Linked DNA regions of Homo sapiens: region 1 is linked to region 2. The links are chromatin loops, found by intact Hi-C in ENCODE. Cell type or tissue: MCF 10A. All regions are shown on one strand. Links, peaks and the distances in the headings refer to the core of each region. The heading gives the core; the rest is flanking DNA. Region 1 has its middle 42 kb from the start of PACERR. Region 2 holds the start of PLA2G4A (phospholipase A2 group IVA).

Evidence for each region. Hi-C counts contacts between places; a loop is a spot of excess contacts. Peaks named below come from ENCODE experiments on the same cell type or tissue, not always from the same donor. Only the 100,000 strongest peaks of a DNase experiment are listed, where the experiment ranks them.
Region 1: it touches region 2 in a loop (2.5-fold over the local background); 1 of 110 quality-filtered maps calls a loop at or near these places.

Annotation. Positions count from the first base shown.
Region 1 is chr1:186,714,479-186,731,076 of GRCh38, reverse strand. No RefSeq gene overlaps it. Among named protein-coding and RNA genes, the nearest start is that of PACERR, 42 kb to the right of the region's middle. In MCF 10A, for the core only: a CTCF peak has its summit at 8,176 (motif pointing left); a DNase peak (open chromatin) is centred at 8,166.
Region 2 is chr1:186,821,180-186,837,777 of GRCh38, reverse strand. It overlaps PLA2G4A (phospholipase A2 group IVA), which reads right to left and starts at 8,829. Exons shown (of 18, transcript NM_024420.3): 1 at 8,743-8,829. In MCF 10A, for the core only: no CTCF peak of the experiment used is centred there; DNase peaks (open chromatin) are centred at 8,407 and 8,837.

The sequences.
Region 1 (16,598 bases), core at 5,582-10,581, 110 kb after region 2:
AAAAGATGAATTCCAAGAGATGAAAGTGCAAGAGAAATATATGGGGGAAAGATCCCAGCCCAGTCCTCTATACAATTCCTTTACTAACCCTGCTAAAAGCCCCAGACCAGGGGGCTGCTGGCAAGATGGTCGAATAGGAACAGCTCCGGTCTGCAGCTCCCAGCAAGATCAATGCAGAAGGCTGCATTTCCAACTGAGGTACCTGGTTCATCTCATTGGGACTGGTTAGACAGTGGGCTCAGCCCACAGAGGGCAAGCAGAAGCAGGGTGGGGCATCACCTCACCCAGGAAGCACAAGGGGTCGGGGAACTCCCTCTCCTAGCCAAGGGAAGCCATGAGGGACTGTGCCATGAGGAATGGTGCATTCCCACCCAGATACAATGATTTTCCCATGGTCTTCTCAACCTGCAGACCAGGAGTTTCTTTTCATATCCCATTGGCACCTGGAATGCCAGCAAGACAGAACTGTTCACTCCCCTGGAAACGGGGCTGAAGCCAGGGAGCCGAGTGGTCTAGCTCAGTGGATCCCAAACACACGGAGCCCAGCAAGCTAAGATCCACTGGTTTGAAATTCTCGCTGCCAGCACAGCAGTCTGAAGTCAACCTGGGACACTCCAGCTTGGTGGGGGAAGGGGGCATCCACCATTACTGAGGCTTGATTAGGCAGTTTTCCCCCCACAGCGTAAACAAAGCCGCCGCCTGGAAGTTCGAACTGGGCGGAGCCCACCGCACCTTGGCAAAGCTGCTGTAGCCAGACTGCCTCTCTAGATTCCTCCTCTCTGGGCAGGGCATTTCTGAAAGAAAGGCAGCAGCCCCAGTCAGGAGCTTATAGATAAAACTCCCATCTCCCTGGGACAGAGCACCTGGGGGAAGGGATGGCTGTGGGCACAGCTTCAGCAGACTTAAATGTTCCTGGCTGCCAGCTCTGAAGAGAACAGTGGATCTCCCAGCACAGCATTCAAGCTCTGCTAAGGGACAGACTACCTCCTCAAGTGAGCCCCTGATCCCCGTGCCTCCTGACTGGGGGACACCTCCCAGCAGGGGTCGACAGACACCTCATACAGGAGAGCTCCGGCTGGCACCTGGCAGGTGCCCCTCAGGAACAAACCTTCCAGAGGAAGGAACAGGCAGCAATCTTTGCTGTTCTGCAGCCTCCGCTGGTAATACCCAGGCAAACAGGGTCTGGAGTGAACCTCCAACAAACGCCAGTAGACCTACAGCAGAGGGACCTGAAAACTAACAAACAGAAAGGAAGAGCATCAACATCAACAAAAAGGACATCCACACCAAAACCCCATCCAGAGGTCACCAACATCAAAGATCAAAGGTAGATAAATCCACGAAGATGGGGAGAAACAAGTCCAAAAAGGCTAAAAATTGCAAAAACCAGAATGCCTCTTCTCCTCCAAAGGATCACAACTCCTCGCCAGCAAGGAACAAAACTGGACAGAGAATGAGTTTGACAATCTGACGGAAGTAGGCTTCAGAAGGTGGGTAATAACAAACTCCTCCGAGCTAAAGGAGCGTGTTCTAAGCCAGTGCAAGGAAGCTAAGAGCCTTGAAAAAACGTTAGAGGAATTGCTAACTACAATAACCAGTTTAAAGAAGAACATAAATGACCTGATGGAGCTGAAAAACACAGCACGAGAACTTCATGAAGCATACACAAGTATCAATAGCCAAATCGATCAAGCAGAAGAAATGATATCAGAGCTTGAAGATGAACTTAATGAAATAAAGCATGAAGACAACATTAGGGAAAAGAGAATGAAAAGGAATGCACAAAGTCTCCAAGAAATATGGGACAATGTGAAAAGACCAAACCTATGTTTTATTGGTGTACCTGAAAGTGATGGGGAGAATGGAACCAAGTTGGAAAATGCTCTTCAGGATATTATCAAGGAGAACTTCTCCAAACTAGCAAGACAAGTCAACATTCAAGTTCAGAAAATATGGAGAACACTATAAAGATACCCTTAGAGAATAGCAACCCCAAGACTCATAATAGTCAGATTCACCAAGATTGAAATGAAGGAAAAAATGTTAAGGGAAGCCAGAGAGAAAGGTTGGGTTACCCACAAAGGGAAGCCCATCAGACTAGCAGCGGATCTCTCTGCAGAAACCCTATAAGCCAGAAGAGAGTGGGGGCCAATATTCGACATTCTTCTTTTTTTTTTTTTGAGACAGAGTCTCACTCTGTCACCCAGCCTGAAGTGCAGTGGCCTGATCTCAGCTCACTGCAAGCTCTGCCTCCCAGGCTCACACCATTCTCCTGCCTCAGCCTCCTGAGTAGCTGGGACTACAGGTGCCCACCACCATGCCCAGCTAATTTTTTGTATTTTTAGTAGAGACAGGGTTTCGCCATGTTAGCCAGGCTGGTCTCAAACTCCTGACCTCGGGGTCCGCCCACCTCAGCCTCCCAAAGTGCTGGGATTACAGGTGTGAGCCACCATGCCTGGCCTAACATTCTTAAAGAAAATAATTTTCAACCCAGAATCTCATATCCAGCCAAACTAAGTTTTATAACCAAAGAAGAAAAAAAATCCTTTACAGACAAGCAAATACTGAGAGATTTTTGTCACCACCAGGCCTGCCTTACAAGAGCTCCGGAAGGAAGCACTAAAGATAGAAAGGAACAACTGGTACCAGCAACTGCAAAAACATACCAAGCTGTAAAGACCATTGATGCTATGAAGAAACTGCATCAAATAACAGCCAAAATAACCAGCAAGCATCATAATGACAGGATCGAGTTCACACTTAAAATTATTAACCTTAAATGTAAATGGGCTAAGTGCCCCAATTAAAAGACACAGACTGATCTCATTCTCACTTCTATGTGAAATCTAAAATAGTCCCACTCATGGAAACAAAGAACAGAAAGGTGGTTAGCAGGGGTCAAAGGGGAGGGGGAAATGGAAAGATGTTGGTCAGATGGTACAAACTTTCAGTTATAAGATGAATAGCTTCTAGGGAACTAATGCAATGGATGAAGACTATATTTTGTAATAACGTATCATATACTTGAAATATGCTAAGAGGAGATTTTACGTTTTCTGACCACATACACACACACAGACATACAAAGATAACTATGTGAGGTGATGGATATGTTAATTAACTTGATTGTGGTAATTATTTCACAATGTATACATATGTTGAGACATCATGTTGTATACCTTAAATATATTTAATTTTTATTTGTCAATTTTACCTCAATAAAGCTGGAAAAAGGTAAAACAAAAAAAAAAGACACAGACTGGCAAATTGGATAAAGAGTCAAGACCCATCTGTGTGCTGTATTCAGGAGACCCATCTCATGTGCAAAGACACACATAGGCTCAAAATAAAGGTATGGAGGAATATTTAGTAAGCAGATGGAAAGCAAAAATAAAGTAGGGGTTGCAATCCTAGTCTCTGATGAAACAGACTTTAAACCAACAAAGATCAAAAGAGACAAATAAGGGGATTACATAATAGTAAAAGGATAAATGCAACAAGAAGAGCTAACTCTTTGAAATATACATGTACCCAATACACGAGCACTGAGATTCATACAGCAAATTCTTAGAGACCTACAAAGAGACTTAGACTCCCACACAATAATAATGGGAGACTTTAACACCCCACTGTCAATATTAGGCAGATCAACAAGATAGAAAATTAACAAGGATATTCAGGACTTGAACTCAGCTCTGGACCAAGCAGACCTAATAGACATCTACAGAACTCTCCACCCCAAATCAATAGAATATACATTCTTCTCAGCACCCCATTGCACTTATTCTTAAATTTACCACATAATTGAAAGTAAAACACTCCTCAGAAAATGCAAAAGAATGGAAATCATAACAAACAGTCTCTCAGACCACAGTGCAATCAAATTAGAACTTAGGAATAAGAAACTCACTCAAAACCACAAAACTATATGGAAACTGAACAACCTGCTCCTGAATGACTACTGGGTAAATAACAAAATTAAGGCAGAAATAAACAAGTTCTTTGAAACAATGAGAACAAAGACACGACATACCAGAATCTCTGGGACACAGCTAAAGCAGTGTTTAGAGGGAAATTTATAGCACTAAATGCCCACAAGAGAAAGCGGGAAAGATCTAAAATCAACACCCTAACATCACAATTAAAAGAACTAGAGAATCAACAGCAAACAAATTCAAAAGCTAGCAGAAGACAAGAAATAATCAAGAAAGATCAGAGCAGAACTGAAGGAGATAGAGACATGAAAAACCCTTGAAAAAAAATCAGTGAATCCAGGAGATGTTTTTTTTTCTTGAAAAGATCAACAAAATAGATAGACAGCTAATCAGACTAATAAAGAAGAAAAGAGAGAAGAATCAAATAGACACAATGAAAAATGATAAAGGGGATATCACCACTGATCCCACAGAAATACAAACTACCATCAGAGAATACTATAAACACCTCTATGCAAATAAACTATAAAATCTAGAAGAAATCATTAAATTCCAGGACATATACAGCCTCCCAAGTCTAAACCAGGAAGAAGTCGAATCCCTGAATAGACAAAAAACAAGTTCTGTAATTTAGGCAGTAATTAATAGCCTACCAGCCAAAAAAGGCCAAGGCCAGAGAGATTCACAGCTGAATTCTACCAGAGGTACAAAGAGGAGCTGTTAACATTCCTTCTGAAACTATTCCAAACAACAGAAAAGAGGGAATCCTCCCTAACTCATTTTATGAGGCCAGCATCATCCTGATACCAAAACCTGGCAGAGACACAACAGAAAAAGAAATTTCAGGTGAATATCTCTGATGAACATCAGTGCGAAAATCCTCAATAAAATACTGGCAAACAAAATCCAGCAGCACATCAAAAAGCTTATCCAACACAATCAACTCAGCTTCATCCCTGGGATGCAAGACTGGTTCAACATATGCAAATCAATAAACATAATCCATCACAGAAAAAGAACCAATAAGAAAAACCACATGATTATCTCAATAGATGCAGAAAAGGCCTATGACAAAATTCAACACCCATTCATGCTAAAAACTCCCAATAAACTAGGTATTGATGGAATGTATCTCAAAATAATAAGAGCTATTTATGACAAACACACAGCCAATATCATGCTGAATAGGCAAAAACTGGAAGCATTCCCCTTGAAAACCGGCACAAGACAAGGATGCCCTCTCTCACCACTCCTATGCAACATAGTATTGGAAGTTCTGGCCAGGGCAATCAGTCAAGAAAAAGAAATAAAAGTTATTCAAATAGGATAAGAGGAAGTCAAATTGTCTCTGTTTGCAAATGACATAATTGTATATTTAGAAAACCCCATCATCTCAGCCCAAAATCTCCTTAAGCTGATAAGCAACTTCAGTAAAATCTCAGGATGAAAAATCAATGTGCAAAAATCACAAGCATTCCTATACACCAATAATAGAGAGCCAAATCATGAGTGAACTCCCATTCACAACTGCCACAAAGAGAATGAAATACCTAGGAATACAACTTACAAGGGATGTGAAGGACTTCTTCAAGGAGAAATACAAACCACTGCTCAAGGAAATAAGAGAGGACACAAACAAACGGAAAAACATTCCATGCTCATGGATAGGAAGAATAAATACTGTGAAAAATGGCCATACTGCCCAAAGTAATTTATAGAATCAATGCTATCCATTGACTTTCCATTAAGCTACCATTGACTTTCTTCACAGAATTAGAAAAAAACTACTTTAAATTTCATATGGAACCAAAAAAGAACCCGCACAGCCAAGACAATCCTAAGCAAAAAGAACAAAGCTGGAGGCATTATGCTACCTGACTTCAAACTATACTACAAGGCTACAGTAACCAAAACAGCATGGTACTGGTACCAAAACAGAGATATAGACCAATGGAACAGAACAGAAGCCTCAGAAATAATACCGCACATCTACAACCATCTGATCTTTGACAATCCTGACAAAAACAAGCAATGGGGAAAGGATTCTCTATTTAATAAATGGTGCTGGGAAAACTGGCTAACCATATGCAGAAAACTGAAACTGGACCCCTTCCTTGCACCTTATACAAAAATTAACTCAAGATGGATTAAAAACTTAAATATAAGACTTAAAACCATAAAAACCCTAGGAGAAAACCTAGGCAATACCATTCAGGACATAGGCATGGACAAAGACTTCATGACTAAAACACCAAAAGCAATGGCAACAAAAGCCAAAATTGACAAATGGGATCTAATTAAACTAAAGTACTTCTGAACAGCAAAAGAAACTATCATCAGAGTGAACAGGCAACCTACAGAATGGGAGAAAATTTTTGCCATCTATGCATCTGACAAAGGGATAATATCCAGAATCTACAAGGAACTTAAACAAATTTACAAGAGAAAAACAAAAAAAAGCCCATTAAAAAGTGGGCAAAGGATATGAACAGACACTTCTCAAAAGAAGACATTTATGCAGCCAACAAACATGAAAAAAAAGCTCATCATCACTGGTCATTAGAGAAATGCAAATCAAAACCACAATGAGATACCATCTCACGCCAGTTAGAATGGCGATCATTAAAAAGTCAGGAAACAAGAGATGCTGGAGAGGATGTGGAGAAATAGGAACCCCTTTACACTATTGGTGTGTAAATTAGTTCTAGCATTGTGAAAGACGGTGTGGCAATTCCTCAAAGATCTAGAACCAGAAATACCATTTGACATTATGCCATTACTGAGAATAAACACAAAGGATTATAAATCACTCTACTATAAAGACACATGCACACGTATGTTTATTGCAGCACTGTTCACAATAGCAAAGACTTGGAACCAACCCAAATGCCCATCAATGATAGACTGGATAAAGAAAATGTGGGACATATATACCGTGGAATACTATGCAGCCATAAAAAGGATGGGTTCATGTCCTTTGCAGGGACGTGGATGAAACTGGAAACCATTATTCTCAGCAAACTAACACAGGAACAGAAAACCAAACACCGCATGTTCTCACTCATAAGTGGGAGCTGAAAAATGAGAACACATGGACACAGAGAGGGGAACTTCACACACCAGGGCCTGTTGGAGGGTGGGGAAATAGGGGAGGGATAGCATTAGGAGACATACCTAATGTAGATGACGGGTTGATGGGTGCAGCGAACCACCATGGCATGTGTATACCTGTGTAACAAACCTGTATGTTCTGCACACGTATCCCAGAACTTAAAGTACAATAAAAAAAATTTTTAAAAAGGAAATAATCATATAAACTGGAACTCTCACTCTTTTAGCCAGCCCATTAATTAGTACACAATGAATCTTCAGTTTGTACCGCTCCATCAGGGAAGTCTCTCCATGTTTTGTTAAAAGTGTGGTTGGCCTGGAAAAGATTAATACCTTTCATTTATTGAACAGCTTATAGTTGGGGTGTTCACATTCCATTAGCTCATTTTATACCATAATGATTTTTTGAATTAAGCAGGAAAGTGGGAACATTACTTTCATTTTATTTAAAAAAAAAAAAAAAAAAGAGGAGCTCAGAAAAATCAGGCAGACTTCCCAAAGTTCATCTGGCAAGGTAGTAGTTAAAATGATGTTAGAATAGTGGTTTTATATGCTCTTCTTGCTACACCGCAATATACTCGAATGTTCTTTTTCACCTTAACATGACAATGACAGTCACTCTCTTAAACCAAAAATGATGACTAGAACAAGAATTTAGGGCCAGAAGCAACCATAGTAGATTCAGGCTTGTGTCTTATTGGAGTTTAAACTTCCAACTAGAATTAATATTTTGGTTAGTAATAAAGCTATAACCCAAACTCCAGCCTGTTACTAGATGATTTTCAGCCTTTGGGATATGTCCCATTCCAATCAAGCTGTTCCTTTTCCTGTCTTGAAATGTGCTAACCATATTTAAACATTTAGCTACAACGACTTCAACCAGATGCTAAATTAAATGGAAAAATTTGGGAATTTGATATTTCCCTTTCCCAAATGTCTAATTTTGTACCCTTGCTACACTTCTTACACTTACAATTCACTTCATTTTGTACTTCACCTTTGTTGTTGTTGCCAGTTTAATCACACAATGTTTTACTTCCATGCTATCAATTAAACATTTTTTTCTCAGAAAAAAAAAAAAAGCCCAGACCTAGAAGAGGGTTATGTTTCCATGAGCTCCCCCTAGAGGTTGGAGTGCTCATTAACACTAGTTAGCTACCAAAACAAATTCACAATCCACATTGTATTCAGAATAGACCACGTTCATCCAACATCATTTGCTTGTAATTCAGTAATAAAACACGAACAGATGACATAAGAAATTAAAAAGTGTCATAGCATTTAGAGAAAGGTTTGGCTGGTTGTTTCATTCATTCATTCATTCCATAAATACCTTGGGCTGGAACATAAATTTTACCTTTTAATTTTAGCATAGTTCTCTTTCCAATAGGTACAAATTATAGGGCCTAGAAGAAATAAAGGGCACATTCGGTCAGTATTTGGAAAGAGAAGAGTACCAAAGAAAAGTCTCTTTAAACAACAAAGACTCAGTTTGCCTGTTTCTTTCATTAATTTAACCGTTCAACGTTGTTGAGTGCTCATTATGTGTCAGAATGCATTTGATATGGGAATTGAACAGTGAACAAGGTATGACATCTGCCCTTATGAAGTTTTCAATTCAATGATTGCTGACAGGTCAGGTCACAAAAATAAAGTCACATGAAAGAATGTCAGTGGAGAAATAAGAGCAGAAAGCAAAATGGGATAAGTATTCTAGCAGAATGTGACATATGAGTCAAATTTTAAAGGACACATAAATTTGGGTTAGGTGGGGGCAGCAGGAAAGAAAGTTGGATAATGTCAAATAAAACTATCAGAGATGTATCATAGACCAATGAATAAACTGGAAATTTACATTTTGACTTCAATAAAACGTTTATTGCAGAATTTTTTAACGTAAGAGGAGAGGCAACACTTACAAATGCCTGGAGGCCTAAATGGCCCAAATTTTCCTCAGGGGCCCAAAAAGGTGATTTAAAATGAATAGAAACTCAGAGGACTGATGCTTAGAAGGGATGGGGTGCTTTAATGATAGAATTCTGTCTAAATTATTATTAGAAACACCTTTAATTATTGCAATACTGTCTTAAGGGCCTCAAAAAAAAACTCAACTAAATTCATTTTATACAATAAGTATACAATAGACAAGTTTTTTTCCACCAGCCCAACATCATCTTGTGTTTGAGAAAACAAAGATCCAGAGAAGTTAAGTAAATGAAGTTACACAGAAATTTGTGACAGGGGCATGTAAGTGAGATACAATTCACTGCTGCATGTACTATACCAGAATGAAAAAATCAAAACATCATATGTGGGCAATTACACAGAACTACATTGAAACCATTTGCTTTCCACAATCTGTTATTAAAGTTTGTCTTAATCCATAAACTGTTATTAAGAACTTCTAGAACATGTCGGTATAACAATAAATTTTTGACTGAGATTATTAAAAGCATGCAATTTTATTAATCAAATGATTTTTTTAAAAATCCATTTCCTAAGATTTGGAATTTTCCACTTTCCATGTTCTCCCTATGTTCAAATAAGAAAGGAAAAATACAGATTAGTTGAAAAACCTCTTCGCAGAGGTACCACATTACCATTCAAAATGTGTAAAGTTGAGCTTCTTTCATTTGAAGCTAATATTTGTGAATTACACATTCAATGAAGATTTATTGAGCACTCACTATGTGTACGGATTGTACCAAAGGCTAAGGATAAAACAGCGAAAACAAACATAAAACAAAACAAAACAGAAATAGATCTTGCTCTAGTGGCAAAAAGTGTAGTGAATAGCATGTAAGAACAGCATGTTTTCAAAACTGTTTATTTCAAACAGTATGTTTTCAAAATTATTTATTTCAATATTTTAGTGGCTTTTATTGAAATCAAATTACAGACTCAGATTCTATAATTCCAAACAGATTAGTTCTACATTTTTGCTCTCAAGGCATTGACTTTTTGACAATCTGATGACTGTAAAATGGTATGGCATTGGGTTTGTAATTTGCATATACCTGATAACTAAAGAGTTAGAGCATTTTCTTTCACGTATATATGGGCCATTTGTATTTCTTTTGTGAAATGTCTATTTATTTTGCCTGTATGTTTATTGAGTTATCGATCTTGGTTATATTTAGGAATTGTTATATATTGTGGATATTAATCTTTTGCTATCATTTGAATTTTGAGTAAGACACAAATGGCTCAGAGGCTTGATTTTGCCTGTGTCCCTTAGTGAATCTGCTCTCACATATATGTTAGCCAAAGCTGCTCTCACTTTTGTATGCTCAAATCTGTTTCCTGCAACTCCAATCCCTACCCCACCCAAAACTCCTGCCCTGAATTTGCAACTTTTCACTAAGGGTCATTCATCCTGTTCCAGAAGTTCTGAAACTACTTCAAATCCACCATTACATTTATATAGCCCCAACACTTAGAAGAGTATCTGACACGCTGTGGTTTTGTAATGGTTTAGATGACACCTTCTTGCTATTCCTTCACATGGTGGAAGGTCAAGGGGATCTCTTGAGCTTCTTTAATAAGGGCATTAATCCCAATCATGAGGGCTCTGCCTCATGACCTAATCACCTGCCAAAGACCCCAACTCCAAATACTATCACATTGGAAATCTGATTTCAACTTATGAATTTGGAGCAGGGGAACATAAACATTTAGACCATAGCTATGGGAAAATAAAACAAACATGAGTACAAATGAAGGCAAGAATCAGGGTTGTATGGAAATTGGAGCTTAAAGAGATGATATACAAATTACTATAACATTTCACCAGAGCAAAACTTTTTGCTTCGGAGTGTCTCTTGAAGTTTCTATTTCACGCATTTACCTACACTGGTCTTAAAGATTCTGGCTTCAGAATATGGAACATGCTACTTCCTCCCATTCTTTACTCCTCAGTACCAAACCGACTAAGTCAAATAGTATTTGAGAACAAAGAACATGTATTTCCATCCTTGGACTTCCTATTATGCATCAGGTATTTTTCATGCATCATCACATTTAATACTAAAAACATTACTTTATAAGAAGGCTCATTTTGCAAAAACAAAAATAAAAAGGAATTATAAATTGACAGTTAATTATTTCATAAGATTATGGTGAAGAATTTAAATGAGTAAACTAAGGCTAAAAAAGGAGAAGCTACTTGTCCAAAGTGACCAACTCGTGACCTGGTGGAGCCAAGATTTAAAGCCAGGAAAATGTTAAACAATTACAACATATGGTTGTATTTGGCACTAATCCATTCTAAATGTAATCTACTCCTAACCTTGTCCCCCAAGTTTTTTTTAACTAAACATGGATAAATACCTGAGACTGGGTAATTTATAAAGAAGAGAGGTATAATTGGCTCATGGTACTGTAGGCTGTACATGCATGGTGCCAGCAACTGCTTGGCTTCTGGGAGACCTCAGGGAGCTTTTACTCACAGCAGAAGGCAAAGTGGGAGCCAGTGTCTTCCGAGGCAAGAGAGAGAGCAAGAGGTGGGGGAGGTGCCACACACATATGAACCATGAGATCTCCCGAAAACTCACTATCAGGAGGACAGCTCCATGACATGAAGGATCTGGCCCCATGACCCAAACACTTCCCACCATGCCTCACCTCCAACATTGGGGATTAAAATTCAACATGAGATTTGGTGGGGACATATATTCAAACTATATCACTGAACTATATCACTATATCACTTCTCTCCTCAGAGTATTGGGACGCTGAGAGATTGCCCACTTGTTGAATTAAAGACTTATTTTTTGCTTTCTGATTATTCAATAAATCGCTAGGCAGCCAGGGTTTTCAAACATAGCATTCCTTTGAGTTCTCCCTTACTATCCACTCCCCATCCATAAAAACCTGGGCTAGAGTGTTTCAAAAATGTGTTGCTGTTTTCCTGAAAAAGCTGTGTTTTGATGCATTACACTTTGGACACCATACCATGTCTAAAAATTGAATTTTATATCAGTGCTTCTAGGAGAAGCACAGTGTCTCCCTACCCCATAGTTGACATATACCACAATAAAACTCACGCTAATCCTCAGACACAATGGAAATGCTTGTTTAAATTAATTTTATTAATATCATGTAAGAAATTGCAAGGAAGATGTATTTTCTTAGACATTGAATAGTCTAAGAAGTTAGGATCTAGAGTGGTGAGCATTTGATAAATATTGCATAGTGAAGCTAATGAAAGTCTAATAAGAGTCTAAATGTTTTATAGTCAATCATAATCTTTTTTTTTTTTTTTTTGAAATGGAGTCTCGCTGTGTCATCCAGGCTGGAGTGCAGTGGTGTGATCTCGGTTCACTGCAACCTCCACCTCCCGGGTTTAAGCGATTCTCCTGTCTCAGCTTCTCGAGTAGCTGGTATTACAGGCATGTGCCACCATGCCTGGCTAATTTTTTTGTATTTTTAGTAGAGATGGAGTTTCACCACATTGGCCAGGCTGGTCTCGAACTCCTGACCTCATGACCCACCTGCCTCGGCCTCCCAAAGTGCTGGGATTACAGGTGTGAGCCACCATGCCCGGCCCCATAATCTTTTAATGTAAACTTAAGTCACAACAGGGAAAATGTCCTTATTCAGCTTTACTATTCAATATTATATCCTTTAACAATCAGCATTTCAGTATATGTAAGATATTTTCCTTCATTCCTTTACCAGTCTCTTCTCTGTCATCATTTCTGATATAAAACTATATTTTTACATATAATTTTATCTTTAGATAAAAATTTTATTAAAATAACCAGATTCAGGCCGTTGAGCTGTGGTCGGGGGCTGGGGAATTCCAGCTGGTTTATTGCATTGAGTTCTCAAGGGAGGACAAACTAAGTCATAGGAAATTTGGTGCCTATCAGCTGAGTTAGATAAATCTTAAAAATCATATTTCAAATATTTTTCTCTTTTTTCTCTTTCTTTTTTGTTTTTTGAGACGGAGTTTCACTTTTCTCACCCAGGCTGGAATGCAATGGCCCGGTCTTGGCTCACTGCAACCTCAGCCTCCCAGGTTCAAATGATTCCCTGCCTCTAATCAGTTCTGTCCTCTAGACTTTGTAAGTAGATTGAGAACTTAAAGGAAATTTCTCAAAAAATTTCAACAGCTCTAAATTTTCCCATAAAGCATCTGGATTCTTGGGGATGGTAGCAACTGATCGGAAAAACAACTTTTTTATAGAGAACTCAAAACTTTGATTCTCTCTGTTGCTTATATCCATCAATTTTTAAAAATGCAATACTAATTTAACATAGAGACAAGACTATACACTTTAAATATTAAATACAGCCTAAAATGACCAGGTGATCTCTCTCCTCAAACCTTTAAGAAGCTTCTGAAAAATCTAAACCATCTGTGATTGCTAAACTCTGGTATTTTAATCTAACAAGTCAAGAAAGCTGGCAATTTTAATCAAGAATTCCCCTCCCTCAATTCCTCATAAATTTAGTATTAAATTTTGTTACTGGCTAACGCAAAATGTCTAGTATCCACTCCTTCCCAGCTCACTTCCTTCCCCATTCCTTATCTAGGAAGGATGTGGTTTCTCTCTATCTCAGGGGCAATTAATGTTTCCAGAAAGTATGCATCTATGTCTCATTATTTTAGCACACAACCGAAATTTTAAGTTTAAGGAAGACCTCTGGACATCCTAATATCTTAGTTTGTATTTAGTTGTCTAAAAAGAATGACACATGATGGTTAGTAAAAGTATACTTAAAGACTTATTTAACCAGCCTATTTCTAAAGCCCTAGGAAATGCTTACTGGTGAGAGAATGTTAAAACTGCCTGACAGCTAATTAAAGCGTGTGCACACACACACACACGTTTCTTTTATTGTACTAGAATAATGCCTGAATAAATGAAAACATAAATCAGGAGCCATATTACTTTGTATTTATAATTTACCTTAACGGTAATGCTTTACTCCTTATTTACCAAATGAAATGAATGAGAGGTAGCCATATATAGATTTCCATGATTTACAGAGCCATATAATATCAACTTATGTAGATGTAGCATTTCATATTACAGTCTCTCATTATCACTATAAACCTCATGAGAGCATTCCTGTAAAATCATGTGTTATCTATGTTTTTCAACTGAGTGAGCTAAGACTCAGACAAATTCATAGATTTGCCCAAAGCTGCAAAGCTAGTGTCAAGAGTGAGGCTCATTCCTGGTCTTTCACCCAGAATCTGGTGCTACTTATCCATAAAGAAAGCCCCATGTTCTCTACTGCCAGGATCAGACAGGTTCTTAGATATTATCCTAGAAACTACATGTGGTACAAAACTTGAGCAAGTTGCCAAAAATAAGTTTTTCAATTATTGGGGTGATGTTGCTACATAGAATAGTAAAGAAAATGAGCTTTGAGGTCTATCAACACTTGATTCTTTCCCTCTCTCCTGAACTGACTCACTCTGGGAACTTAGACAAATTATTTAACTTCCGTGTACCACAAAAACTTTACAAAATTATTGTGAGTAATAAAAGTAAAATACCTGGCTCCTCAGGGACACTCATTAATGGGAGTTATAAAAGGAGTGAAATGCCCCAGCAGAGGAGAAAACGTTTGGTGAATCAGCAGAACCGCCTGTGGAGCTTTGAAAATGCTGGTTTCTCTAAACTGGGTCTATAAGAAAGAAACCAGGCCAAGCACTTGATTACAACTTAATAACACGACACTACAAGATAGAAATTATTTTTCCCAAGTTAAAGAAAACAAGACTGACACTTGAAGAAATTAAAAATGATGGAGCCAGAATTAGAACATAAATCTCCCTAAATCTTTTCACTGCACACTTTATGTTTCTGCATATTCATGTTTGCTGCAACTATGACATATGTTGTCATTGAAGCTGGCTTCAAAGTTAATGTGATTATGGCAATGACGTACTTCTGAACCATAAAATTGTTGATTCTGATTAATGCCACATGAGATGAATAGAATGGAAATACACAGCATTGTGTAAATAGTTAGATTTTCTTTTCAAAGACCATGGTTGTTTACTTATTTCTCAAGACTGGACTTCTGAATATAGATCATTTGACTACAATGAATCATCTCTCCTAATAGTACTTACTATGGATGTCATCTTCAAGTAGGAGATTCTATAATTTAACTCCCTTTCAATGAAATCATATTTTATGTGCAAAGAAAGCTCATCCACACAATAACTAAAAATACGTAGTTGTAAATTTACATATAATTCATGTTTTCAGAATATCCATTATTTTGTAGAAAGTTTAACTGTTATGATGACATATTTGTAATATTAGGCTTCAGTATGATAGTCTAATATCTACATGAGTAGAACTCATGGTCATTTTCATTCATTCAATTATTCATTCAATCATTATATGGAGTATACACATTGTGTTAAGAATAAAACAGTGAATAAAATTATCAGGGTCCTCCTTACGAAGCTTTCATTCTAGTTAGAGAGATTGATGTTACTCAAGTAATCCCATAAGTAAGTGTAAAAATGCAACCATCTTAGGAACCATTAAGAAAACACATAGAGTGACATAAGAAGTCATAACTGGAAGATTTTTCTGATAAAGTGCACTATGAGTTCTGAACAATGAACAAACTTCATTAGGTAAAGAGTTATTAGTTAGTTAGGACTAATATGCAGGCAAAGAGAGGAGTCTGTGTAAATGCCCCATTCTAAGAACTAAAAGTACTAACTAGAAGACTAACAGAGAAAGAAAGCTGAGGTGGAAATTAAATGAGAACACACGATGCAAGCCTAGTAGGCTTAGGAAGAATTTTTTTCTTTATCCTAAGAGCATCTGCAGATGTGGAAGGATTGCAAGCCAGAGAATGACTTGTCAAATTTTTATTTTATTTTATTTTATTTTATTTGAAAAAGATCTACCAGACACAGTGGCTCACACTTGTAACCCCAGCACTTTGGGAGGCCGAGGCAGGCAGATCACGAGGTCAGGAGTTCAAGACCAGCCTGGCCAACACAATGAAACCCCGTCTCTACTAAAAAAAATATAAAAATTAGCTGGGCGTGGTGTCAGACACCTGTAATCCCAGCTACTTGGGAGGCTGAGGCAAGAGAATCTCTTGAACCTGGGAGGCAGAGTTTGCAGTGAGCCGAGATGGTGCCACTGCACTCCAGCCTGGGCCACAGAGCTAGACTCTATCTCAAAAAACAAAAAAGAAAAAAAGAAAAAGGAAAAGATCATTTTGGCTGCTTTGGGTAATAGATAGGAAGGAGACCAGAAGGCATATGTGAGAGTAGATTATGGTTTGAGCCAGGGTAGTGGTGGTAGGAAAAAATTACACAAATGCAAAAGATATTTAGGAAGTAAAATCACGAAAGAAGAATTGTGCTATAATTTGCTGAAAAGGGGGAACAAAGACAGGCAGATTTGGTGAGGTGAATAGGGAGAGGGCAGAGAGGGCTCAGATCATGAGTTCCATTTTGGATATGCCAAGTTTGAGGTGTCATTGAAACATCCAGGTGAAAACATAGGCCTTTAGATATTCAAGTTTGGAGCTCAGAGGAGAAGTCTAAGTAGAGAT
Region 2 (16,598 bases), core at 6,284-11,283:
ATTTTCTTTTTTTCTTTTCTTTTTCTTTTTTTTTTTTTTTTGAGACGGAGTCTCTCTCTGTCGCCCAGGCTGGAGTGCAGTGGCGCGATCTCGGCTCACTGCAAGCTCCGCCTCCTGGGTTCACGCCATTCTCCTGCCTCAGCCTTCCAAGTAGCTGGGACTACAGGCGCCCGCCACCACGCCCGGCTAATTTTTTGTATTTTTTTTTTTTTAGTACAGATGGGGTTTCACCGTGTGAGCCAGGATGGTCTTGATCTCCTGACCTCGTGATCCGCCTGCCTCGGCCTCCCAAAGTGCTGTGATTACAGGAGTGAGCCACTGAGCCTGGCCCAAATTTTACTTTCAACTGGATAATCTAATTGGCAAACTTGTTACAGTCTGTCTGTCGACTCCATATTCCTTTTCCCTGCTATGTCTCCATTTGGTTGCTGTGTTTCACTGACAGACTTCTCTGAAGGGTTATTTGCTTACCCTGTATCCAGGAGCCAGCTATCCTCATCACGCATTCCTCCCATCCCATTTGTAAATTCCTTCTTCCTTCTTCTGTCTACTCCCACCACTCCATTGAACCTGCACTAATCAAGATCATTCATGATCTCCAAATTTCCAAATGTAGTAATCACTTTTCCGTCGTCATCTTATTCAACCTCTTTCCTCTAGAACCACTTTCCCTCCTTTGCTCCCACAACATCACCCTAATACCTGGTTTTCCATCTAGTTTCTTAGTTGCTTCTTTGCAGGCTCATTAACGAATGCCACTCTCTGCCTGGAACTCTAGCGTGAGCCTTGCCATTCTCACTCTACTTACCGCCTCCCGTAGATGGCTTTTTATCCGTCACATCTGTGCTTCAATTCTATGCCTCAGAGAGCCCTTCCCATTCTCCGCCTTTGCATGTTATTCTCTATCATTGAAGCCCATTTGCTTTCTTTTATAATTTATTATCTGTTTGTTTGTATACTTATTATCTGTCTCCACTAAGACGGAATGAACTATACCTGCTTTATTCACCCAGGTATGCCCTAAATGTAGCACAGTACCTAGCATGTAGCTGTTATTAATTAAAACTGACTGAATTAGCGAAGGAATAAATGCATACTGCTCAGTGACCAACAATTCCTGATTGACATTAACATCTGCATTTCTTGACATAGGAGGCAAAATTGGTAAGTGAAAAAGAAGAGTAGATATTATCTAAATAGCTTCATACAATACCTGTTCTTTTTCTAAGTATTAAAAAATTGCATTTTCCTACTCCTACTACTTTTCTAAGTATACTATATGTATTAATAAAATGGTATATAGAAATTATTTTTTCACAGAAACTTAAAATTTATATGAGAGCATCCTTTTCATTGTGATGATAAAAAGTGCTTGAAGATTCTTGTTATCTGTTTAAATTACATCTTAGATTGACAATTGGCTTGGTTGATTAATATCTTATGTACATATTAATATATAATAACAATCAATATTATTATTAAGGTATATTATATGTAATATATGGTGTATTGAATAACTAATGATTTACCTGAATTAATTCATATTGATTATTAATTATATTAATGCATAGGCTATATATTAATACTGGGGTATTAATTCATATAAATAGCTTATTAATACTTATTAATACATAATATATTGATCAACCAAATCAAATTTGTCAACCTAAAACATATTTTAAACAGATTGTAACAATTTCTGCAAACAGTGAATGAGTGTCACAAATTTGATTCTTTCTTTTATTGCTTTTCATTGACAACAAAGGCATCATTACAGAAAGTAATAAAGGTGAGAGGGAAAAAATGCATGTAAATATTGTGAAGCTTTATATATATAAAATGTAAATCTCTGGTTGTCACCAGCTCAAAAATTAAGTACCAAGTAATAGATTATAAGTAAGCATCCAACAGATTTGCAATTAAATCTTTAATTTACCAAGAAGCCTCTTTTAAATTAGAATCGCTGCTGTGACAAATCTTTCTAAAATGGGTTAGTGGCATTGTCTTCTAAGAACCAGGGATATAACAGTATTTTAAAGTTATTATCTGAACATGTATTACCATTGATCATTGAAAGTGAACTACAGAAATTTCCTAGTGTTCTCTCTTTGAGATCTAAGTTCATGACGTCAGCAAATTTAAAATTCATCCACCTCTTCTTCATGGCAGTTGAATGAAAAGAAAGTTGATAACCTGTTTGAGGTTTGTGGTAGACACAACAGTGGCTAATGGATATTAAGAAATCATAATGATAGACGCAGCAGTCTATACAGAATGATCCCATAACTGTGTGCATCTTTAGACACTTTTCCCTGATTGCTTTTCAATAAATTCTTACATAATTGCTCCAAATTACTTTTTTCAATACTTTCATAATATTGCATCAAATATATGTTTTAAAAAGTCCACAAAATGAATTGCCTTTTTGTTTCAAAACTTAAAACACCATTTATCTGCCTCGAGACTATCCTAGGCAGACACTGTCTCTTCTTATAGATCCAAGAATTCTGCAAAAATACTTTTTTCCATAAGGGGTGAACATCCCAGTTTACTGCCTGTGTACTGCATTTAACTTGCTTATCCTGTCAAAACTGTGGGCATAAAAGTATGGGGCAAATAAGAAGTGTGTCAATTTACTGACTGAAATTCAGAAGCCATGTGCTGACCTAATGTTTCTAGTGGCACAGTTGTATCCAGCAGTAAAACCTGACCTAGTATGCATTATTTATTACCACATCATAGTATGTATACTAAGTCAAGCGTATAACTAATGTTGGGTTTTACCCCTGAGAAGGAGTATCTGCTTTATCATAAGCTACTGAATTATTTGGAAAGGTAAAATAATAATTATTTTGTCCAAATGATAAATCCAAGGTCAGAGTAACCATTTTGATACAAATGCTTTATGCCAACTGCCAGGTTTAATAAGAGCCAGAAAGAGCCATAGGTTCTGTAGGTTATACTTAGAAAATTCTAAGAAAATTCTCTACGACCAACCTGAAAGCAAAACATTTGGCAAAATCAGCACTTTTTACATAACTCATGAAATGTGTTTATTTTGTATTTTTAGATAAAATGTAATATATTTTATTTTCTTAAAGTAGTATACATACTACTGTACAAAGTACTATGTAGTTCCAAAATTGCACAACCTCCCCTATTACGTCAATCAGTAATCAAGTTATAAGGGCAGAACGATTGAGTTATTATGGAAACACGCACCAGGAGAGTGGACTTCCTGGGCCTTCTCCAGTAATTTTTCTGATGTTAACTCCAATAGAAAGAGTGTGACAACCTCAAAGAATACACATTAAAACTAAAAATATAAACCAATATATTTAAACATTTAAATACATCAAAATGGAATCATAAGGCAGACATTAAAAAAAAGAAAAAAACGTTTGACTTTTCAATAGCTCTTTTTCACATCTGTAAAATGTGGATAGTCATACCTGTACTGCTAACTTACACAGTTTTGTGGAAATAAACAAAGTTCATAACCAATCCCTTTATCAACCACAAAGCCTGTGAAAATAAAAAAATACTGGGCCTCTGATTTTTTTTTCAAACTAGATAGTGAGAAAACAGCTTGTAAATTAAATAACAAAACAAAAACCTAAGCAAGTATAAGCTGAGTATCATAAATACATGAGTTTTCTGTACTGTAGAAGAATACATATTAATGACATTTGTTTACTAATTCAAAGCACACTGTTACCTAAAATACCGATTTTTTTCCTGAAGACTCCAGAAGTCAAGCAAATGAAGAGGAAGATTGGGGAAAAGGAAGCAGTTGATTCACAACTGCATGTGCCAAAAAAGGAGTGGGAAGAAAAATGAGAGCCAATTTGGTCTATTATCTTTAATGGAGAGTGATGGCTAAACTCTGACACTGATAACTTTCAGCGTCAGGTGTCTGCTGAGTTTCTCTAAGCTCATTTGAATTCATTTAATAAGTGATTAGACTGGTAGGGTAGCTTTACAAATCTGCTTATGGTGAGCATTGAGTTGTTTATGCTTATTTCATTTTTTGTATAAGGAAAGGTAAACTGTATTTTCAAGGTGTGTTGTAAGATTTGCACTAAGAATCACAAAAAGAATCAAAAAACTTAGAATCACATAGCAAAAGTAGCAAATACATGTAATGCATCCTTTATTAACAGGCAGGTAATGGTATCAGAGGACCAGAATAACCTCTGCTCTATTTACTGTCTTCTTTGGAAAGAACTCCAGAACCAACCTTTTGGTTCCCCCAACTATTTATTGCCCTAATAGTCAAGGGGTAGAAGACAAAGAGTTGGCCAGAACTGAAATTCATTTTCTCTAAATTGGTTGTTCACAACCAATAATATTATTTTCCTCACAAAACTTTTCTTTTTAATAAGAAACAAAATCTTGCTCTATCACCCAGGCATGAGTGCGGTGTGTGGTCAAAGCTCACTGCAGCCTCAAACTCCTGTGTTCAAATGATCCCCCTGCCTCAGCCTCCCAAATTGCTGGATTACAGGTGCATGCCACCATATCCAGCTGATTTTTTCAAAATTTTTAATAAGATTTTAATTAATCTCACTATGTTGACCAGGCTGGTCTCAAACTCTTGGGCTCAAGCCTGCCAAAGTGTTGGGATTACAGGTGTAAGCCACTGCACCCAGCCTTACAAAACTTGAACAGTCATCACGCCACCCTTAGTCCTAACAATATCTTCTTTACATGATTCAGGCCAGGATGTCTCTGGTGCTGGGTTTTGGCCATCATCTCTGAACCCTCCAGGTTTCCCATCATTTGTAAACTATTAGTCTATGAGAATAAAAAATAATTTGCTCTCATTTTTCTATGTATTCTCACCCATTTTTAAGGGAAAGGTTTCAGGAAACACTAAAAATAACCCTCCAAAAATGAGAAAAACATTGTTTATAGAATTTCTACTTCCAGTTCAAAATTTCATCTATATTGTTAAGACTCTTAATATTCTTCAAAATTACTGAGGACCCCAAAAGTGCTATGATTATGTAAGTTATATCCGTTAATATCTATCATATTTGAAATTGAAAGAGAAAAATTTTTTAAATCACATTGAAAGAGACAATTCACAAACATAGACATATAAGTGGCCACTATGAAAATTGCTCAACTTTGTTCAACAAAGAAATGTAAATTTAAACAAGATACTATTTTCGTATATCAATTATCCAAGTTGTTGGATTTGTTGTCATTTGCTCTGTTTGATGATGGCACCCAGTATTGACATAGAAAACTCTACTCTTTTATATTGCTCATAAATGAATACCATATTCCTCAAGAGCAAAATGTCAAAAATAATCACTAGCATTCCATGAGATTTCGCTAAATATTTTAAAGAATCCTCAAAATACCCAACTATTATTATTTCTATTTTACAATTGAGAAGACAACATTTTAAGGAGATAAAGTAATTGGATTATCATCTCACAACTTGTAAGTAATAAAATTTTTTTTAGAACCTAGAAAATAAACTTTAAGAATCTACCATAAGGAAATAAACAAAAATGTATACTAACATATATAAAAAAGGTCCTAGATGAAATATTATTTATAATAGTGGAAAACTATTATAAATCTAAATATCCAACAATTATTTATAATAGTGGAAAACTAATCTATCTAAATATCCAACAAGATATAATTGGCCAGTACAGCCTATATACAGATGAAAAATTTCATATAGTAAGAACCATACTCTTTTGCTCATGGATAGATTGCCATTACTTGCATTACACACAGTAGGGACTTAATAATATTTGTTAAATATGTGAATACAAAGTAATGCATGATTATTAAAAAAAACATGTTTTAACAATGCATCTCATGAATGAGGGAGAAGCATGTTACAAAACAGCATGAACAGTGTGATCACAATTTTGTAAAACTACATGTATGTATAGAAACATATCTAGACATATAAACATGTATATACATGAACTTCTTGTCTGTCTCTTTGCTGATGCATACTGGGTACTCAATAGATATTTGTTGATTGAATTAATGATTGAATTACATTTTAAAAGTACCTTGGGGGAAATAATAGGTAATATTTTCTTTTTCTTCCTTGCAATTTTCTATATTTAATGAAATTTTAAGCAGTGAGTGTGATTTATCTTTATAATAAACAATAGTGTTATAAAAACTAATCATTCTGGGAAATGTCATTAGGAATTTTGGAATAAAAGTAGTAAATATAGACACCCCACAATCCAATAAAAAATAACTTGCATCTGATTTTCTTATTATGTTTCACTTACTGCATTCGGCAATAAAAGCAACAGATGTTACAGAAAAATGTCAAGCGTAATATTGTACAGTTAATTATTATTGGGGTTGAGTCTAGAACCTAGGTCACCTGGTTTCAGGCAAGCAGTTTTTTCCATTATACCAAGTTGCTTGGAGTTCTAGAATACCAATGAATAAATGACTATGTGGGTGCTACAATATCCACTGTTAGTTCCTTACTTATAAGTAAAATGATTTTATAATTAATCATTTTATATTATCAGAAAACTCCAAAGTTTTAAGAAATACTGCATTTTCATGTAATATGAATTGTCTTTGGGGATTTGTGAACTTCTTAAAGGTGTTTTTAAATTTGTGTGTGTTGGAATGGCATAATGTGCATTATTCTAGGGAGGGGTCCATACCTGTCACAAGATTATAAAAGTGTCTTTGATGGAACAAAAACAAAAGAAAGAAAAAGAAAAGAAAGAAAAAGTAAGAAAGAAAGAAAAAGAAAGAAAGAAAGAAAGAAAGAAAGAAAGAAAGAAAGAAAGAAAGAAAGAAAGAAAGAAAGCAAGCAAGCAAGCAAGCAAGCTATACAATCTGGAGCAAGAAGGAGGAAAAAACTGATGGTAAATAAAAGCAAACAAGATGAATGGGAACCACAACTAATTCTGTCTTCCTCTTTTTTATTCCTGGAACATAATTTTAATATGTAGATGATTCGATTTTATGACTGCTTTCTAAGTACCAGCACTAGAAAAGATAATGGGTTAAAAACATAAGCCAAATAACCTCTATGGAATGAACATTTTCAGTTGCTAAAAATCTATTTAATAATTTTTCTTTTCCTAATTAAATGTAAATGCAAAAATGCAAAACACTTCAGAATAACTTACTTTTTTTTTTTTTTTTTTTTTTTTGAGACAGAGCTTCGCTGTTTTCGCTCAGGCAGGAGTGCAATGGCGCGATCTTGGCTCACTGCAACCTCCACCTCCTGGGTTCAAGCGATTCTCATGCCTCAGCCTCCCAAGTAGCTGGGATTACAGGCACCTGCCACCACGTCCGGCTAGTTTTTCTATTTTTAGTAGAGATGGGGTTTCACCACGTTGGCCAGGCTGGTCTCGAACTCCTGCCCTCAAGTGATCCACCCGCCTCGGCCTCCCAAAGTGCTGGTATTACGGGCATGAGCCACTGCGCCCAGCCAGAATAACTTACTTTTTAAAAATATGTTAAAAAGATGCAATGTCTTATCTCAAAAAATATGCTTCCCCTAAGGGAAGTTTGTAAAACTCCTTTGAGCAAATGCACATTAAACACTTCTCTATGCATTTCACAATTATTGCTTAATTTAAAATTTAACTCTTCCGGAGCTAATGAAAGAAGTAAATACCTGTTTCTTATCCCAACCTCTAACTTGATTGGCAAGGTGTAGGAACCTGTAGAATGTAACTTTAAAATTCTTAACAGAGCTTGTTTCACTACAGTCCTCTACAAATATCCCTTGAGCCACAATTCTAAATTTAAACAACAAAGAGAAACAAAAATACAAATCTTCTTTGAACTCAAATTATATTGGCAAATATAACTTTAGAATTGACACCCATTCAGACAGTACGCCTCTAATACTCTCCATCTGCCTTAGCTGAATAAATGCTGACATCATCAACCCATATGAGGAGTATTTCTTGTTCTGGTTTTGGAGGTGAATTTATTTTTAAGACTAAAATGATTATAAATTGTAGGAGACAGATACATTCATCCACTGATACTTTAAAATCAAATACCTTTTTTTTCTGTTTTTTTTGGAAACAAAATTACTGAAATATCCACACTCAAAATTTAACTATGTAATTTGATCAAATCTTTTCTAGTATCTAGTTTTGAGATTTTTTTTTTCTCTTGGCAAGCCAAGTAACTTAGGGGAAGGGTGGATCATCAGAACACCAGTCCGTTTACAGTTAATTTTTCAATAATCCTCTTTCTTTCGCATAATTCTGCAAAATATTGACTAGCCAGGAAAGCGTCCCATAAGTAACAAAAATGACCAATTTTTAGAAATTAAAAGTTAAGTGAGTCAACAAAGTCTCTCGCTAAAGATCGCTAGGGCTGTCAAACAGCACAGCATGCTGCTGCTCAAGTTTGGGGATCAGTAACCATTGGGTGTCATCACGTGGAACGCTAATAAGCGCCACCTCACCGCCGTTTTGAATGCTAACTTTCTGGGATTCCAACCCAAAGAAACACCTTAATCTTTGACTCCACAGTGCATTTAGATCCAGGAAGGCAAATCTGCGTGGGTTTGAAGAAAATTGAGGTCCCTAATCTGTGTTTCACTTCAAAAGGCAGAGGACATGCTGACTTTTTAAAGCAGCGAGGTTTCCCCTCCGTCCTTTCTTCCTTCCAAGTAAACTACCAAGTAAAAGCTAAGGAGGGTGGGAGAGAGAAGTGGAGCAGAGGAAGAATAAATATATTGCTTACAGTTCCCAGAGTTACCTGAGAATCTTCAGGCTCCTCAATGCCTCTAGCTTTCAGTCAGGATCCTTTTTCAGCTCCGGACTTAGAGAAAGTCTTATCCTGAGTAGGAGGGGCTAAAATGTGGGCTGGTCTCCTTGCGCTTTTGCAGATGTTTTAAGGTGGAATTAAAGGGGAAGAGGGAGAACGCTCTCTTCTCATAGAAGCTAATATTGTAAATGTAAATGCTTAGTTATTAGAACCAGGAGTTTGAAGTCAGAAAATATGCTTAAATAATATGTAAATTAATCAGTCCTAAATTCCATGAGTGCTGTTGTGGATTTCTGTGTGTGTGATGTGTGTGTGTGTGTGTGTGTGTGTGCGTGCGCGCGTCTGAAATTGCTACTTGTCCTTAAGTAGTAACTACTTCCTCCTTTTTTCCAAAGGAGAACAAAATTGAAAAGACAGTGAATAACCTAGAGCATTTTTGCATTATTTAAAAAGGCAAAGTTTATAACAAACCCCAAATATAAAAATGTACATTTTTAAAAAATGAGTATCAGACCACTTTAAAAATCAAATCTGTTTAAATATTTCCACTCCAGACTCAGAACACCTGTGTTGATAATAATTTCTTTGTAAATTTAAGATTAAAGGCATACCAAATAATGTAATATATATGTTGAGATTTAGGGAAGAAAATGAAATCAGGTTGAATTCCAAATTTGCAGTGTAAATCCAAATACCTTATAGCACTGTAATGAAGAAGGTGCATTGTTTAAATGTACCCAAATTCCATGAGAATCAATTCATGTCTTTAAAGATTGACATGTTCATTTAGTATATCTTGTTTTTCAAACACAGGATCTTGTTTTTGCCTTTAATTAAATACTGAACTCACTCTCCTAACTCTCTTACAATATTTTCAAAGAATATAATTTCACTAAATCTTCTGGAATATCTGCTTTCTGTAGCCCAACATTCAACTCTTATTTGTTTTTATTTTTTTCCCCTAAATTCAACCTGGCATATTATAAATCTCTCTTTGAAAAAAAAAAAAGCCAGTAATGTCTTTTTTAGGAAGGATAGATTTATAATAAACATTTTTCGGGCTGGGCACGGTGGCTCACGCCTGTAATCCCAGCACTTTGGGAGGCCAAGGCGGGCGGATCACGAGGTCAGGAGATCGAGACTATCCTGGCTAACACGGTGAAACCCCCGTCTCTACTAAAAATACAAAAAATTAGCCGGGTGTGGTGGCGGGCGCCTGTAGTCCCAGCTACTTGGGAGGCTGAGGCAGGAGAATGGCGTGAACCCGGGAGGCAGAGCTTGCAGTGAGCCAAGATTGCGCCATTGCACTCCCGCCTGGGCCACAGAGCGAGACTCCGTCTCAAAAAAAAAAAAAAAAAAAAAAAAAAAAAAAAAAAAAAAAAAAAAAAAAAATTTCTCTTTCCAAAGAAATCCCTGAATTTCTAGAAAGGAGGTGTATGTTAATTAGAGGAGCAGAGAGCACACTGGTAGTTTTCATCTCTTTCCCCCAGACACAACTGGTGAAAGAAAGAATCTATACTGCAGGGCATGTTCGTTCTAAGACTCTGATAAAAAAGACTCCCTGGAAAAGCAGCTTCACAGTGCTTGCTTATAGAGCACAAAAAAAGTGCTCTAGTGCTTTTTTGATAACAAAAAGTTATAGCTCTCAATATTTCCAGATGATATCCAATAGTGTGTCATGCATTAAAGATAAAAAATTTATTTAAACGCTTTTAAAGAAAATGTCATTATATGTCATGGTTAGGGTTAATATATACGGGGAGAAGTTTGTCTCTTTCCCGCCTTACTAAATGAAGCTGATTTATCTCCACCTTTATAATGAATAAAGGCTGCTGCAGGTATGTCTTTTCCTCTCTGGAATCAGTGCAGACCAAATCCCATTTACCCATTTTGTGGTTCTATGGCCTCCTTATCTCATCTATTTTGGCTCACTACTTGTGATCTCACTGTTCACATAGACCCCTAGGTGGATAGTACAAGTTCAGATTTGCCGTCTTCACTTTGCCCAATTTCCTCCAAAAATATTTTCAGCATTGACCTACTGACTTCAAAAACCTCTGCTTCCACCTTAGGTAAGATAGGCCCTGACTTCCATAGCGTGCTTCAGTCTATAGGATCAATTATGTCTGAAGACCCCTCTCCACTTGGTTTGTCCATCAACAAAGATTAGTCATCTGGGACCCATCTGAAACTGAGAAATATCATAGCAGCTTCTTTGAATCCAATTCTACCATTTGCACTATTTCCAGCTAATAAGTTTCATGCAGTTTGCTAGTAATTTTCCACATCTTTAAAATTTTAGAAAGAGAATAATAAGCTAAGAACTAGATAAGTAATCAAAAGGAACAACCCCAAAACTGGCCAAATTAACTAACAAAGAACACCTACTTGTCAAAAGCCATGGCTCAAAAACCCCAGGGGGTTGGGAGGGGGAACCCTGATGTTTGTATGATTGATTTTTCTTTCTTTCTTTTTTTTAATTTTACTTTAAGTTCTAGGGTACATGTGCACAACGTGCAGGTTTGTTACATAGGTATACATGTGCCATGCTGGTTTACTGCACCCATTAACTCGTCATTTACATTAGGTATTTCTCCTGATGCTATCCCTCCCCCTGCCCCTCATCCCACGACAGGCCCCCGTGTGTGATGTTCCCCGCCCTGTGTCCAAGTGTTCTCATTGTTCAATTACCACCTATGAGTGAGAACATGGGGTGTTTGGTTTTCTGTGCTTGTGATAGTTTGTTCAGAATGATGGTTTCCAGGTTCATCCATGTCCCTGCAAAGGACATGAACTCATCATTTTTATGGCTGCATAGTATTCCGTGGGGTATATGTGTCACATTTTCTTAATCCAGTCTATCATTGATGGACATTTGGGTTGGTTCCAAGTTTTTGCTATTGTGAATAGTGCCACAATAAACATACATGTGCATGTGCCTTTATAGTAGCACAATTTATAATCCTTTGGGTATATACCCAGTAATGGGATGGCTGAATCAAATGGTATTTCTAGTTCTAGGTCCTTGAGGAATTGCCACACTGTCTTCCACAATGGTTGAACTAGTTTACATTCCCACCAACACTGTAAAAATGTTCCTATTTCTCCACATCCTCTCCAGCATCTGTTGTTTCCTGACTTTTTAATGATCGCCATTCTAACTGGTGTGAGATGGTATCTCATTGTGGTTTTGATTTGCATTTCTCTGATGACCAGTGATGATGAGCATTTTTTCATGTGTCTGTTGGCTGCATAAATGTCTTCTTTTGAATGATTTTTCTTTCTTTATGTGGAGTTGTTTTCTGTTATCTTTTTTACTATTTCCAATTCACCTATCTTCTGCTCTAACTATATGAAACTGCTTTGTTTCTGATAAACTTGAGCAGGGTAATGAGGTAGTATATGAGAATTAAATCTGGATAGAAAATGAAGATGATTAGCCAGCATAGGGTACTAAGAGAGAGTTGAATAGGGAATCTAATCCAGATTGCAGGTAAAATCAGAAAATGGCTACCAATCAACTAATTTACTTATAATAATGTATCCTTCTATTCCACAGGCTATGCTTGAGTCTTCTGGTCCAACTGTATTTATAGTAAAATAATAAGTTGATATTTTTGCTACTTATTTGTATCTGTGAATATAATTAACATGAATCATTTCTCTTTTTAGGTATTAACAAAATCAATCAGGTTAGTAAAATAGCAAGTCACAGAAAATGATTTTCTCACCTTGTCAAGTTTTCTGGCATCCCACTAATTGACCTCTACCTTTCATTCAAACTAAGAGACTATTCTCCTTGCACATCGTTTCCCTAAATTCCACTAGAATAATCCTACTCAACCTGCAAGGCTTAGCTCAAGTACTATCTTGTCTGGAAAATTTCCCTACCCTTTTCCCTGTCCAGCAGAATTCATTATTCTACTTGTATGAGAATGCTCATTAGAGCACTGATCATGTATTATACTTGGCTATACAAGAAAAAAAATATTTTATATTCCATCAGGGCACAAGGCAAGTCTTTCTCATGTTAATAAACCCTCTTTTCACCTGAAGTTTATAACACATTGGGAGCTCAATGGATGTTTGTTGAATTTGTTTTCCATGATATCAGGGTCAAAGATATCTTAAACCTGACACCTAAATAGCACTCTACCTGCCACTGCCATCTCCATCATTACTAAAGAATAGACATTTTATTTTTTTAATACCCTCCAATCCACACACACACTGATAAATTACTGACAATATAAAACTAACAAGAAGTAAGGATGAAATGGACCCTAATTAAAATGTATTTACCATGAATTTAAAAATCAGATGTTATGATGAAACTACATTTTTCAGGAGAGTGTATCTGTGAACAATAAGACCTATATTTTATAGCTAAATATCTACTAGTAGTTACACCTACATTTGCAAAGATCTTTTGACCTAAACAACGGAAGCAATACTTTTCTCTTACTTTGAATTGAACTCATTAAACAAATTATTACTGCTTAATTAAACTTTTCCCTCCTTTTTAAATAAATACATTAGGAAAACTATAACAAATAAAGTACTACTAAGATTGACTGTTACTCTTTATATAGAGCCTATAATGGGCCAGGTACTTGTGTTAGTACTACATTTGTTGTATCACTAACCATTATATTCATGAAATGAGACATTATTTTCTTTATTTAGAATCTCGATATTCAGTAAGCATATAAAATTTGTAGTGAGGCTGGGATTTTAATCAAGTCGGTCCAACTCCAAAGCCCACAATTTTTCTAGTGTATCACACTCTCTCATAGCAAGTTTTGTTTGGCCATATTTTCAGCTTTGTCCCAAGTCAACCAAATCTCTGACTGTTAGGGAGCAGTGGTAGTGGAGTTACTAATAGATAATTAAAGCCTCCATTATCCTAAGCACCCAGGCTAGGAACCTTCTACTATTCTCTTCCACATCAGCAATTGTCAGAGTCTTGCCCCTTTTCTTCCTTCAACCCACCCAACTCCTTTATTTATCTTCTGGTTTCTATCTTCACATTTTTATATCTGCATTTTCCTGTCCATTTTACTATCAAAATATTAACTTGTACTCTTGCTTTACTATTACTTACATATACTACCATACAATCTTTACTCCTGCATCTCCTTTTCAGTCTTAAAATCATCCTAGCCTTCACTAACAGATAGACATTCCTACAATTCAGGTCATTTCACTACCCTACCCATACCATCCACTTCTCTATACTACCTATTGATTTATATTACTACACTTTAAAAATACCTCTTTCCTTTTGCAGATGATGTAGAAGTAAAAATTAAATCAGAATACTCTCAGATTTTATCACAAATTACAAATAGTCATACTGTCAACAATAAATATGACAACACACATTAGAAAATTTTGGCTACAGACAAACCATGTTCAGGACCTTTTGATAAAACTGAGTTGTCCTAATTCATTTTACCTACTTGTGGCAATAATTTCACACATCGTTTTCTGCTCTCTAAGAGTCCTCTAAATTTGGTAAAGCAAATGCATGTCTAGTTTTAGTAATTCTGTAGGAATGGGCACGAACTCAATTACTCACCTCAGAAACTGACTGGCAGGCACTTTGCAGGGTTTTAAAAATACTTGTGCTCTTGGAATTTAAATGTACTGACGACAGTGAGAAAGGCAGAGCCTGTGTCCTTTGCTTTGAGGTAATCCTGAGTAGGAAGAATTACTGCTAAGTGAATTTCCAGTGCCTCCCATGTAGCTGAACTCTGAAAGATGTCAGTAGAGAACTTTTATAGAACATTTGGCTGTCTAGGGCTAAGATAATAGCACTATTCCTATACTTATATTTATAAAACCAATGACTGAGCAGCTTCAAAAGCTCTTTGCTGCTTGATTCCCATAATAAATCTCCTCTTATATGTGTGTGTGTATATATATACATATATATTCTATTGGTTATGATAGAATGTGTGTATGTGTATGTGTGTGTATATATATATTCTATTGGTTATGAATATATATATTCTATTGGTTATGATTCCCTAGAAAACCCTGACTAATACACCTATTGAGATATTTTTACATCCCAGAAAACAGTAAGATAGTCCAAGAACTGAATTTAAGACAAAAGATGAATATCCTAAACAGTTGCCTATCCATTTTTGCTTATAACTTGCTACAGTTAAAGAAAGCACTGTAATGTCAGATAATATTGTGATTTATCACTAAGATATTAAAAAGAGTTTATGATTCTTTTCCTCTAAATCACAGTCTAAAATGACAAACTCCCTTTCACTTTGCTCTCTAAATAGTTCCATTTTCCTTAATAGCCACTCTGATATTTGTATTAAACATGGGTAGCAAGGTTTAGGTTCTGTATGATCATTTATTTTGGAATGTTCTACCAACTCTCACACAGTATGCTCTTTGGATATGATATTTGCTTAATAAATATTACCCATTCACCCAATAAATGATTCATTTATTTGATCATTTATTCACAGTGATGTTTAAAGCCCTGTGATAGGAAAACCTTTAGAATTTTGTAATGTGTCCTCTGCTTCTAAGTCCTCAAAGAGTCAGATGTGAGTGCTTAGGGAAGTCCTCCTAGTATATGGGTGACATATACTGGAACTGTGTGTGACTTCTGGGATAAGCTAGGGTTATAGAGATCAGGTCCTGGCAGCATGGCCACAGCCTGCAGTGTTACCATTCCACTCTAAAAAATAGGAAACCATTGGCTCTAAGAAGGTAGGTGATTCATCCAAAATTAAACATCAGAGGAGGACAAACCAAGCCTTTGACTTCAATTTACTTATCTCTTTCTATAGCCATTTCCCATTGCCTACTCACAAATAAATTAATTGAGCATTAGAAGTCAAAGCTTCCAAGCAAATAGGAAATGGAAAATAAAAGCTAGGAGTTTTTATCTACCCGTACTTTGTTTTGTTTCCTGATAAGATTTTTTAAAATTTATATTAGAAAGGTAACAAACTCATTGTTAAACGTTTTGAAAATGAATGTACCAATTTTGTGTTTCATTCTTGTGTCTATGTGTATTTTTTTCTTTCTCCATTCCAAATCATGACTTTATGTTCCATTGTCAAGGAATCTTTTTAGTTTGTACAACTACTGCAGCACCCTGTACAAAACATGGAGATTATTACACTCTCCTTCCAACTTCCCACCATCATCCTTCCCAATTATGTTTGCATAGCCCAAATTCTTATGGAGAATTATGAGAAGAAGCAAAACACTCAGGCAAGGTAGGAAGGATTCAGACGATTCATGTATTTAGACTCGGTATCAGCAACCCTCATTCCTCACATTAACAGCAGGTAGCAAGACTTCTGAGGAATGGCTACCTGGCCACATGGTAGAAGATAATTTGTATAAGATTGATGAAACAGATACTTGATTTAGAATTAGGAATTTAGTGCTTTATACATGGTAATGCATAATATTACATAGCAATATGTAATAAATAGGAATACATAATGTATAGTAATACATAATACATAGTAATGCATAAATATAACATAGCAATACATATTAAATATGTATTTAATAAGATTTATAAATATTTAATCTTCAAATTGCCACTTACCTTATAAAATAATGCCTTACTAGGAAAGTCAGTTTATTCTTACTGGGAAACAATTTTACCACATGAAAATTTGAAGAACTATTTGAGGAGAAATGAAGAGATTTTGGATAACAAAATGCATGGTGTCCATGGTAACATTGGACTATATTTGCAGGAGTTCCCAAGACTCAAGCTTGGTGCAGAGGTAGGAGAATATTTCTTAAATTTCAAGGCATGATATGGCTTGAGCATGGATCTACCATTAGTAACT